2 separate regions of the Homo sapiens genome follow, and region 2 is linked to region 1. Evidence: chromatin loops called from intact Hi-C (ENCODE). Cell type or tissue: K562. All regions are shown on one strand. Each heading gives the region's core, and the rest is flanking DNA. Links, peaks and the distances in the headings are about the cores only.

Evidence for each region. Peaks named below come from ENCODE experiments on the same cell type or tissue, not always from the same donor. Only the 100,000 strongest peaks of a DNase experiment are listed, where the experiment ranks them.
Region 2: it touches region 1 in a loop (11-fold over the local background); 106 of 110 quality-filtered maps call a loop at or near these places.

The regions. Positions count from the first base shown.
Region 1 is chr19:16,039,253-16,045,637 of GRCh38, forward strand. It overlaps LINC00905 (long intergenic non-protein coding RNA 905), which reads left to right. Exons shown (of 5, transcript NR_024335.2): 5 at 2,187-2,883. Among named protein-coding and RNA genes, the nearest start is that of LINC00905, 8.7 kb to the left of the region's middle. In K562, for the core only: a CTCF peak has its summit at 2,447 (motif pointing right); a DNase peak (open chromatin) is centred at 2,449.
Region 2 is chr19:16,177,659-16,184,043 of GRCh38, forward strand. No RefSeq gene overlaps it. Among named protein-coding and RNA genes, the nearest start is that of FAM32A, 4.6 kb to the right of the region's middle. RefSeq lists enhancers at 1,240-1,309, 5,036-5,535. In K562, for the core only: a CTCF peak has its summit at 5,254 (motif pointing left); a DNase peak (open chromatin) is centred at 5,273.

The sequences.
Region 1 (6,385 bases), core at 1,254-3,753:
GCAGGTGGATATGTGCGGGTGCGTGTGAGCGTGTGTCTCTCCTCCGGCCGGCCCTGGCTTCCCCAATCACGTGTGCCCCCATGTCCTCATCACTGTCACCCCAGGGCCTGTGGTCAGCATCAGAGCATCCACAGGTGCGCCCCAGCCTCTGCCTTCAGGCAGGGTGGTCCTGGGGATGCAGGCAGGGCAGGGCAGTGCCGTGGGTGAAACCCCCTCCCTCGGGAGGGACTCAGTGTATACGGTACTAAATCTGCATAGCAGGGCCATATTCAATGCACTTCTCCTCCTCCCAGTAGCTCTCTGGGGTGCAGTTGATTTCATCTCCCCTACAAATGGAAGAAAGGAGGCTTCTAGGACAAACCCCCTGCCTGAGGTCACCCAGCAGCCAGCTGACCTCGTCCTTACTAAGTCCCCACTAACCAGGCCCCCACTCACCAGGTCCCCACCCACCAGGTCCTGTTGACTAAGCCGGACTGATCGTGTTCTGTGCTGACCAAGCCCTGCAGACTGGGTCCCACTGATCAGTCCCCCCCAGTGACCAAGCCACCACTGACCCGGTCCCCCGTGACCATCTACCCACAGACAAGGGCCCATCTTCTTAAGTCAACCCATCTAAGAAAATGGGTTTGGCCCCAGACCAAAGCCATTTTCTTAAGTTCCATGGAGCTCACTAGGGTATAAAGCCAAGTGGGGAGAGGCTAAGCTTCAGAATCTGGACGTTTTCAACATTTCCAGGTATTTCCACATTCTTCACAGTGATTTCACCAATGTGCTCTCCCACCATTGAGGGTTTCTACCTGCCTCCAAAACTGCTGGTGTTGCCAGACTTTTCATTTATGTTGGGTGTTGGGTTTGAAATGCCTCATGGTGGCTTCTTGTTCCTCATGACTGGTGAGGTTGGGTGCCCTTGTATTTTAATCCTGTGCCAACTGGGCCCCCCCACCCCCACCCCCGCCACTTGCTGTCTCTGCTTCGTAAGGAGATCTTCTTGCCCGGTCAACTCCGAGGGATCACAGGTTCAGGGGTGCCCCCAAAATGAGACACTTAGTGTTTGATGAATGAATGATGATGTTGAGGCCAGGAGTGAGAGGAAGGTCAGCAGGCAGACAGGGCCCATGTGGACAGAAAGGGTTTATTCCAAGTCCAGACATGACCAATAGCGATAAAAAGGGGGAACAATTGGAGTAATCCATGGGAGAAGGAGTGAGCCTGAATTTGAAAGATGGAGAGAACTGGACGTGGAGGAGGGGAGGGAGGAAGGCAGAACAAAGGAAATAAGAAGCTGTTGACCAAAATACATATGTTGTGATTCCATGCATATGATCAAAACGTGATCGTGTAATCATGCACATTTCTCAAATTCAAATGGACAAGGTATACATAATTTTTCCCATTCCTCCCACGAAGCACAACTAAAACCCTGGGCCAGACATCATACATAAAAACATAAGACTCTGAATAAGATTCAGCCTTTAAAAACAAAGCTTGTGTTTACGTGGATGAACCCGGAAGACGTTCAGTGAAATAAGCCAGGCACAGAAAAACAAATACTTCCTGTCTCACTTGTGGAATCTAAAAAGCTGAACTCCCAAGTAGAATGGTGGCTCCAGGGACTGAGGGAGGGAGGAGGGACTGAACAGATATTGGCCAAAGGGCACAAGAGGAATTGTTCAACATGGTGACTCTAGTCAATGTATTTTATTCTTGAAAAATGCTGAGTAGTCTGGGCGCAGTGGCTCACACCTGTAATCCTAGCACGCTGGGAGACTGAGGGGGATCACTTGAGGCCAGGTGTTTGAGACCAGCCTGGGCGACATAGTGAGACCTCATCTCTTTTTTTTTTTTTTTTTTTTTCAATATAAAAAAACTGAATTGCTGAGCAAATTTTAAGTGTTCTTACCACAGAAAAAGAGATAAGCATGGAGGTATGGTCACGGGTATGTCAAGGAAATGTTAAATTAGCTTGATTTAGATATTTTACGCTGTACGCCTATGTCAAAACATGTTCTATGCATCATATTTACAACTTTGTCAAAATAAAAAGTGATTGGGAAATTGGATCAAACTAGAAAAATGTAAGACTCTGAATGATGGAGGGAAGGCAGACACAGTGGGAATTTCAGGACCCAAGGAATGACACGAAAGTCAATTCTTTGGTGTTTTGTTTTGTTTTTCGCCACATACAGCCCAGGCTTGGACCTGAAGAAGCTGGCAACCCGCGAACGCCAACAGGCACAGTCGAAAAAAGCAAAAGAAAAATCCCAAACAAAATCCTGTTCTCCCTAGCCAAAGGACCAGGAGAGGGGGCAGCCCAGCAAGACAAAACACATTTACACAATTCTGGCTAACCTCAGCCAGTCCTTGGCCGTGAGTTCGTTTTTCTGCCACCTCACTTTGGGGCTGGGCTGGTTCTCCACCCTCGCAGGGTGCGTTTCTCAATCCAGACGCTGGGGGGCGCTAGTACCTCGCGAGCTCCGCGAGGATCATTCCCGGGACGCCGCGGAGTCACCTCCCCTCCTAGGGACCCAGAGCTTCCCAGGGCCGCGCCTGTAGGTTTTCCAGAGGTCCCCGAAAACGTTAAAGACCTGGAAGGAAAAAAAAACTGTAAAACCACACACTTTGATATTTGACAACGTAAAAGCAAGGCTGCAAAATCAAAATCAATGAACGCTTGAAGGAAATGTCTACTTAGCTAGACATAGTGCCACCTGGATTCACTGTTGGCTCCAGAATCCCCCCCACGGTGTCATCACGTTGGAAAGTTTTTGTGGGTTAGATGTTCTCTGTTGGCAAGAATGCCTGTACATGCCCAAGAAGCATATGAGTTTAATGGGACCCCAATAACTTCAAAAGCAAAAAGATAACGATCCTTTCTACTTTTTTAACTTTGTGTGTGTGTGTATCAGGGTCTTGCTCTGTTGCCCAGGCTGGAGTGCAGTGGCGCAATCACAGCTCACTGCAGCCTCAAATTCCTGGACTCAAACCGTCTTCCCACTTCAGCCTCCCAAGTAGCTGCGAGGATGCACACCACCACGCCCGACTAATTTTTTTTATTTTTTTAGAGTCAGGGTCTCACTATGTTGCCAGGGCTGGTCTCAAACTCCTGGGCTCAAGTGATCCTCCTGCCTCGGCCTCCCAAAGTGCTGGGATTATAAGTGTTAGCCACCGCACCCAGCTTCTTCTTGTTTTAACAGGAAGAAATACATTCAATGTGAGTGCCTTTTAATGTTTGATATTAAACAAGTCCTCCACGAGTGCAGGTACCCAGGGATGTGCCATACAGCCCTCTGCCTTCACCTATGCTGTTCCCTTTGGCCTCCATCACCCTTCCCTTCCCACATCAGCCAATTCACCTCCCATTCATCCTTCATATTTTAGCTCAGTGTTACCACTTCAGGAAAACCTTCCCTGGTCCCAAGGGACAAGATACTGTTTGTCTTCACCTGGAACATCCTAAGGGCTCAATAACGAATGAATGAATGAATGAATGAATGAATGAATGAATGAATGAATGAACACAGGTGCATAAGCATGATAGGCTTGTCCTTGTAGGGCCTTCCCATGCCACTCAAAATACATATGACCTCATTGCAAAAATATGAATACTGGCTCACAAAGTCATCCTGCAAAATCAGGCACATTCAACAACAGCCCTGTGCTGAGCCGTGTCGGGGCAGTAGAGAAAGCTCAACCCAAAACCCTACTCTTGAGAGGCTCCTCTCTGGGGGTTGGAGCACAGAGCCAGACACAGACATCACTGGCCTGTGTGTTCAATGAAGGAAGGGAGGGAGGGAAGGAGAGAGGCCGGGATGAATGGTTGGATGGGTGGATGGATGAAGGGATGGAAGGATGAATGAGTGGATGGATGGATGGATGGATGGATGGATGGATGGATGGATGAATGGAGGAATGGAGGGATGGATGGATGAATGGGTAGATGGATGAATGGATGCAGGGAGGGATGGAGGGATGGATGGGTGGATGGATGAAGGGATGGAGGGATGAATGGGTGGAGGATAGATGAATAAACGAATGGATGGAGGGATGAAGGGATGAATGGGTAGATGGATGAATGGAGGGAGGGAGGAAAGGAGGGGTGGATGGGTGGGTGGATGGATGGATGGATGGATGGATGAATGGGTGGAGGATGGATGAATAAACGAATGGATGGAGGGATGAAGGGATGAATGGGTAGATGGATGGGTGGATGGATGGAGGAATGGAGGGAGGGATGGATGAATGGGTAGATGGATGAATGGATGGAGGGAGGGATGGAGGGATGGATGGGTGGATGGATGAAGGGATGGAGGGATGAATGGGCAGAGGATGGATGAATAAATGAGTGGATGGAGGGATGGATGATGAATGGGTAGATGGATGAATGGATGAAGGGATGAAGGGAGGGATAAAGGGATGAATGACTGGGTGGATGGATGGATGAATGAAGGAATGGAGGGATGGGTAGATGGATAAAGGGATGAAAGGAGGGATGGAGAGATGAATGGGTGAATGGATGTTTAGGGATGGGCCAGAGCAAGGGCCCGGAAATGGGGAGTAGTGACAGGAATATGTCCCATAGAAGGTGCTTGGGCTTGGTATGGAAAGCAGGGTATGAGGAATCGTCTGTAGGAACAGGGACATTCCAAGCAGAGGAAACTGCAGAGGCAAAGGCCCTGCAGCTCAAGAAAACCTGGTTTCAGGATACAGTAGGGAGTGGGAAATGACTACAGAGGAGACTGGCAAGGACAAGTGGAGCCAGGTTGTGAGGGACCCATCCACGACCCTTAACCATGAATTTTGCCCCAAGGCATGCATCAAAGTACTGGCTATTCTTAGTATCAGTATTAAGATGGTATGACACACCCAAGAGTTTATTATATGCTAATAGCTTCCCCTGTTAATTTCAGTTTGGAAAACATGTTTTATAGTGTTCACACTACTCTGGTGGTGCAATATTTAGTTTTTAAATCAATATGCCTGTACAAAACTGTTACACAATGGCCCACAACTGTAACCCCAGTGCCTTGGGAGGCCAAGGCAGGAGGATCCATTGAGACCAGGAGTTTGAGACCAGCCTGAGTAACACACATAGTGAGACCCTATCTCTACAAAAAAAAGAAAAAAAAATTTTTAATGTTGGAACATGAAAAGATGTTCAACATGATTAGCCATCAGATAAATGCAAATCAAAACCAAAATGAGGCCAGGCATGTAATCCCAGCACTTTGGGAGGTGAAGGCAGGAGGATCACTTGAGGTCAGGAGTTTGAGACCAGCCTGACCAACATGGCAAAACCCTGTCTCTACTAAAAATACAAAAATTAGTGGGGAGTGGTGGCTGATGCCTGTAATCCCAGCTACCCAGGAGGCTGAGGCAGGAGAATCCCTTGAACCCAGGAGGCGGAGGTAGTGAGCTGAGATCACGCCACTGCACTCCAGCCTGGATGACAGAGTGAGACTATCTCAAAAAAAAAAAAAAGAGAGAGAAAGACTTCACACTTCACACTCCCTGAGGTGGCTATAAGCAAAAATATAACTACAAATGTCAGCAAGTATGTGGAGAAATTGGAATCCTTGTGCATTGCTGGTGGGAATGCAAAATGGTGCAGCCACTATGGAAAATAATCTGGCAGTTTCTCAAAAAGCTAAATATAGAACTCCCACATGCCCCCGCAATTCCGCTCCTAGAGATATACCCAAAAGAACTGAAAACAGGACCGCAAATAGATATTTGTACACTGACATCATAGCAGCTCTATTCACGCTAGTCAAAAGGTAGTAACAATCCAAGTGTCCGTCCGGGACAATGGAATATTACTCAGCAATATACAGAAATAAAGTTCTGGCCAGACACAGTAGCTCATGCCCGTCATCCCAGCACTTTGAGAGGCCAAGGTGGGCAGATCGCTTGAGCCCAGGAGTTGGAGACCAGCCTGGGCAACATGGCGAAACCCTATCTCTACAAAACATACAAAAATTAGCCAGGCATGGAGGTGCACACCTCTAATCCCAGCTACTCAGGAGGATGAGGTGGGAGGATTGCTTGAGCCCAAAAGGCAGAGGTTGCAGTGAGCCAAGGTCAAGCCACTGCACTCCAGCCTGAGGGACAGAGCGAGAGACTCTGTCCAAAACAAACAAACAAACAAAACCTCAGACAGTATTATGAGAACTAGGACTTTGCTTTTAATTATAATTCTGTTAGTTCAATAGAACCTGAGAGAAGACTCAACACTTATAGAAATACTTAAATAGAAAAATAGAAGTCTCAGCCGGGTGCAGTGGCTCATGCCTAATCCCAGTACTTTGGGAGGCCGAGGCAAGCAGATCACGAGGTCAGGAGATCAAGACCATCCTGGCTAGCATGGTGAAACCCTGTCTCTACTAAA
Region 2 (6,385 bases), core at 3,768-6,267, 140 kb after region 1:
CACAGGCAGGTGCCACCGCACTCGCTAATTTTTTGTATTTTTTTTTTATTCCACTTGGGTAAATATCGAGGGGTAGGATTAATGGCTCATATTCAGTATATAAGAAACTTGCCAAACTTCTTCCTAAAGAGGCTGCACTAGTTTGCTTTCTCACCATCAGTGTTTGTAGGTTCTAGTTATTTCACATCTTCTCCAGCAGTTACTATTTTCAGTTTTTTATTTACTTTTATATTTTAATTAATTAATTAATTAATTTATTTATTTATTTATTTATTTATTTCTTGAGACAGAGTCTCGCTCTGTCGCCCAGGCTGGAGTGCAGTGGCGCAATCTCTGCTCACTGCAAGCTCCGCCTCCCAGGTTCCCACCATTCTCCTGCCTCAGCCTCCCGAGTAGCTAGGACTACAGGCGCCCACCACCACACCCGGCTAATTTTTTATATTTTTAGCAGAGATGGGGTTTCACCGTGTTAGCCAGGATGGTCTCGATCTCCTGACCTCGTGATCTGCATTTTTTGTATTTTTTGTAGAGATGAGGTCTCAATATGTTGCTCAAGCTGTTCTCAAACTTTTGGGCTCAAGTGATCCTCTTGCCTCAGCCTCCCAAAGTGTTTGGATTGCACACCAGGCCAGGTGTGAGTCAGCCTGGCATAGAAAATTTACACCCAGCCTGACATAGAAAAATTAATTTTGGCCAGGCGAGGTGGCTCACACCTGTAATCCCAGCATTTTGGGAGGCCAAGGTGGGTGGATCACCTGAGGTCAGGAGTTCGAGACCAACCTGGCCAACACGGAGAAACCCTGTCTCTACTAAAAATATATAAACGAGCCAGGCGTAGTGGCACATGCCTGTAATCCTAGCTACTCTGGAGGCTGAAGCAGGAGAATCACTTGAACCCAGGAGGCGGAGGTTATGGTGAGCTGAGATCGCGCCACGGCACTCCAGCCTGGGTGACAGAGTGAGACTCCGTCTCAAAAAAACCAAACCAAACCAAAACAACAACAACAACAACAAAAGACAACAAGTGTTGTCAGGGGTGTGGAGAAATTGGAACACTTACATAGTTGGTGGGAATGCAAAATGGTGTAGCTGCTATGGAAAACAGTATGAAGGTTCAAAAAAAATTAAAACTATCAGCCGGGCACAGCAGCTCACACCTGTATTCCTAGCACTTTGGGAAGCCAAGGCGGGTGGATCACTTGATCTCAGGAGTTCAAGACCAGCCTGGGAAACATGATGAAACTTTGTCTTTACAAAAAATACAAAATCTAGACAGATGTGGTGGCATGCTCTATGGTACCAGCTATTGGGAGGCTGAGGTGGGAGTATTGCTTGAGCCCAGGAGGTTGAGGCTGCAGTGAGTCATGATTGTGCCACTGTACTCCAACCTGGGCAACAGACCCTGTCTCTAAAAACAGAAGAGGAAGAAGAAGAAGGCAAATCACACATTGTGTTCTTACCACAATGTCTTAGGGGGTTTTTTGTTTGTTTTTTGAGATGAAGTTTCGCTCTTGTCGCCCAGGCTGGAGTGCAATAGCGTGATCTCAGCTCATTGCAACCTCCACCTACCGGGTTCAAGTGATTCTCCCGCCTCAGCCTCCTGAGTAGCTGAGATTACAGGCGCCCGCCACCACACTCGGCTAATTTTTATATTTTTAGTAGAGACGGGGTTTCACCATGTTGATCAGGCTGGTCTTGAACTCCTGACCTCAGGTGATCCACCCGCCTCGGCTTCCCAAAGTGCTGGGATTACAGGTGTGAGCCACCTCGCCCAGACTTTACCATTATTTTTTTGTTCCGCTTCCCAAAGTGTTGGGATTACAGGCATGAGCCACCACACCCAGCCTTTATCACAATTTTTTGTTAATGTAGTTTAAATATGCAGCTACCGTAATTACACTTTTGGGCAATTTCAAAGGAATGGAAACTTATGTTCACATAAAAATCTGTAACAGATGTTTTATCTTAATAACCCCAAACTGGAAACAACCCACATGTGAATGTTTAAGCAAATGGATACGTCCATACCATAGAAAATTACTGGAGAATAGAAAAGGTAAATATTACGACTTGGATGAACTTCTAGGGCATTATGCTGAGTGGAAAACAAACCAATCCTAGCAGGTTACATATTGTATGATTCCATTTATATCACATTCTTTTTTTTTTTTTGAGACGGAGTCTCGCTCTGTCGCCCAGGCTGGAGTGCAGTGGCGTGATCTCCGCTCACTGCAAGCTCCGCCTTCCAGGTTCACGCCATTCTCTTTCCTCAGCCTCCCGAGTAGCTGGGACTACAGGTGCCCGCCACCACGCCCGGCTAATTTTTTTGTATTTTTCTTAGTAGAGACGGGGTTTCAGCGTGTTAGCCAAGATGGTCTCGATCTCCTAACCTCGTGTTCCACCCACCTCGGCCTCCCAAAGTTCTGGGATTACAGGCGTGAGCCACCGTGCCTGGCTATATCACATTCTTAAAATGAATGACAACATCAGAGAAATAGAGAACAGATCCCTGTTTGCCAGCTGTGCAGGAATGGAGGTGAGGGGATAAGTGTGTATGGCTACAAAAGAGCAACAAGAGGAATTTTTTTTTTTAAAGACAGGGTCTCACTCTGTCGCCTAGGCTCGAGTGCAGTGGTGCCATCATAGCTCACTGCAGCCCCAAACTCCCTGGCTGAAGCAATCCTCCTGCCTCAGCCTCTTGAGTAGCTAGGACTACAAGCACCTGCCACCAAACCCAGCTAACTTTTGTATTTTGGGAGGAGACAGGGTTTCACCATGTTGCCCAGGCTGGTGTTGAACTCCTTGGCTCAAGGGATCTGCCCGCTTCAGACTCCCAAAGTGCTGGGATTACAGACGTGAACCACCATGCCTCGCCTCTGTTTATTTCTTAAAACTGCATGTGAGCCTTCAATTATTTCAAATTAAAAGTTTAATTAAAAAAATTACTTCCCCTCCATTTAAACACATTTTGTTTCACATTTTAATACCTCCAAAATCAAGATGCATCTCGAAAGTACTGTTGGAGCATTCTCATTGCCTATACATGCACACCCATTAAAAGCATCCGCTTCAAAACTCACAGAATGGAGGCAGAGGCTAGGAAGAAAATCCCCTAGGATGTGAGGAATGGGGGTGTGGAATCCCATGCGCTTAGCTACATTCCTGAAGTGGGAGCTCACTCAGCAAGCCTGACATTATTGCAAAGCTGGCTAGAAAGTCAAGCCCCACCCTCACTTAATTCCTTTACAGATTCTTTCTTTTCCCTTTTTTTTTTTTTGGAGATGGAGTCTTGCAGTCTTGCTCTGTCACTCAGGCTAGAGTACAGTAGTGTGACCTCGGCTCACTGCAACTTCCGCCTCCCAAGTTCAGGTGATTCTCCTGCCTCAGCCTCCCGAGTAGCTGGGATTACAGGCGCCTGCCACCACGCCTGGCTAATTTTTGTATTTTCAGTAGACACAGAGTTTCGCCATGTTGGCCAAGCTGTTCTTGAACTCCTGACCTCAGGGGAACCACCCGCCTCAGCATCCCAAGGTGCTGGGATTACAGGCATGAGCCACCATGCCCAGCCTCTTTCTTTTCCTAATAAACTTTTAGTTTTGAAATAATTTTAAATTTACATTAAAATTGCAAGGATGGGCTGGGCGCAGTGGCTCACACCTGTAATCCCTGAACTTTGGGAGGCAAAGGCAGGCAGATCACTTGAGGTCAGGAGTTCGAGACCAGCCTGGCCAACATGGAGAAACCCCATTTCTACTAAAAATACAAAAAATTAGCCATACGTGGTGGTATGTGCCTGTAGTCCCAGCTACTCGGGAGGCTGAGGCAGGAGAATCGCTTGAACCTGGGAGGCAGAGGTTGTAGTAAGCGAGATCGCGCTGCTGCACTCCGGCCTGGATGACAGAGCAAGACTCTGTCTCAAAAAAAAAAAAAAAAAATAGCCGGATGTGGTGGCACATGTGTGTAATCCCACCTACTGCAGGGGCTGAGGCAGGAGAATTGCCTGAACCTGGGAGGTCGAGGTTGCAGTGAGCCAAGATCGTGCCACTGCACTCCAGCCTGGGTGACAGAGTGAGACTCCATTTCAATAAACAAATTAACTAATTTAATTTAAGTGCAAGGATGATACAGACAGCTCCCATAACCCTTTTGACCTGCTTCCTCTAATGGTTTTTTTTTTTTGTTATTTATTTATTTATTTATTTTTGAGATGTAGTCTCACCGTGTCACCCACGCTGGAGTGAAATAGCAAATGGCAAAATCTCGGCTCACTGCAACCTCTGCCTCCTGGGTTCAAGCGATTCTCCTGCCTCAGCCTACCCAGTAGCTGGGGCTACAGGTGTGCGTCACTACGCCTGGCTAATTTTTGTATTTTCAGTAGAGGCGCAGTTTCATCATGTTGGCCAGGCTAGTCTCAAACTCCTGACTTCAAATGATCCACCCGCCTCGGCTCCCAAAGTGCTGGGATTACAGGTGTGAGCCACTGAGCCCGGCTCTAATGTTAACATCTTACACAACCACAGCATATTTAGCACTACTAAGAATTTAACATTGGCACGTTACTATTTCTTTTTCTTTTTTTGTAGTTTTTTTTTAATTTGTATTCAAGACTCAACATAATCATTTTCTTTTCCTTTTTTTTTTTTTTTTTTTTTTTGAGATAGGGTCTTGCTCTAGTGCCCAAGCTAGAGTGCATCAATCAAGATCCTAAATCACTGCACCCTCGAACACCTACACCCAGGCTCAAGTGATCCTCCTGCCTTAGCCTCCCGAGGAGCTGAGACCGCAGGTGTGCCCCGCCACATCCGGCTAATTTTTTTCTTTTCTTTTTTTTTTTTTTTTTTTTTTTTGAGACGGAGTCTTGCTCTGTCGCCAGGGCGGAGTGCAGTGGCACGATCTCCGCTCACTGCAACCTCCGCCTCCCGGGTTCAAGTGATTCTCCGCCTCAAGCCTCCTGAGCAGCTGGGATTACAGGCTCGCGCCACCACGCCCGGCTAATTTTTTTTATTTTTAGTAGAGACGGGGTTTCACCATGTTGGCCAAGATGGTCTCCATCTCCTGACCTCGTGAGCCGCCCGCCTCGGCCTCCCAAAGTGCTGGGATTACAGGTGTGAGCCACCGCGCCCGGCAAAAAGATCGCCTTGCTTTTGACACAAAAGTGCTGGCAGCCCCCATCCCCTGGTACCAGAAGCCCCTCTGCACAGTCTTTTCCAGGTGTGGACGGATAATTAGGCAGTGACTTGCTGCCCCCTGCAGGTAAGACTGAGAAAGGCAGCCCCTGTGCCCTCCTTTTTCTTGTGTCCGGTAGATTTGGGGACGTTTGCTTCTCTCTTCTCCACCTCCTTTGCCTTCTCCCCACTACCCCACCCCCCGCCAGCAATTAAAAAAAAAAAGCCACCCTGGCACAATTTGGACAAAATCTATGAGAAATAAAACGTGCAAACGTGCATAACCTTGGACCTAGTAATTCCATTGGTTGCAAAAGTCAGCCAAGATTTGTGGGCACGGATTGTGTTCATTCATTTATCTAGGGCAGTATTAGGGCTGTTTCTAATTTGTTGGCTATTACAAATAAATCTGCAGTGAACATTCATTTACACAATTTTATATGGGTCTATACTTTCATTTCACTTGGGTTAAAACGTAGGAATCTAATTCTTTTGTCATAGTATAAGTGAATGCTTAATCTTTTAAAGAACTGTCAGACTGATTTCTAAACTGTTTATGCCATTTTACATTCACAACAGCAGCACGTTTGAGTTCCAGTTTCAACACATCTTCACAGATACTTGGTAGGCACAGCCTTTTTAAATTTTTCCCATAATAGTTTTTTTTTTTACTAGGTTTTTGATACAGAGGGAAATAGAGAAGAAACCAAAAATTCCGATAGTCCTCTGCTGACATTAAAAAGATATATTCAAGGGCCGGGCACGGTGGCTCACGCCTGTAATCCCAGCACTTTGGGAGGCTGAGGCAGGCGGATCACCTGAGTTCAGGAGTTCGAAACCAGCCTGGACAACATGGCAAAACCCTATCTCTACTAAAAATACAAAAATTAGCGGGGCATGGTGGTGGGCGCCTGTAATCCCAGCTACTCAGGAGGCTGAAGCAGGAGAATCTCTTGAACCTGGGAGGTGGAAGTTGCAGTGAGCCAAAATCGTGCCACTGCATTCCAGCCTGGGCAACAGAGCGAGACTCTGTCTCAAAAAAAAAAAAAAAGATATATGCATGTACACATCGTATGTAAGAAAACCGCACAGTACTGAAAGGATGAAAAGAAAGAAAGAAAGGGCCAGGGGTGGTGGCTCACGCCTGTAATTCTAATGCTTCAGGAGGACTGCTTGAGGACAGGAGTTTGAGACCAACCTGGACAACACAGCAATACCCT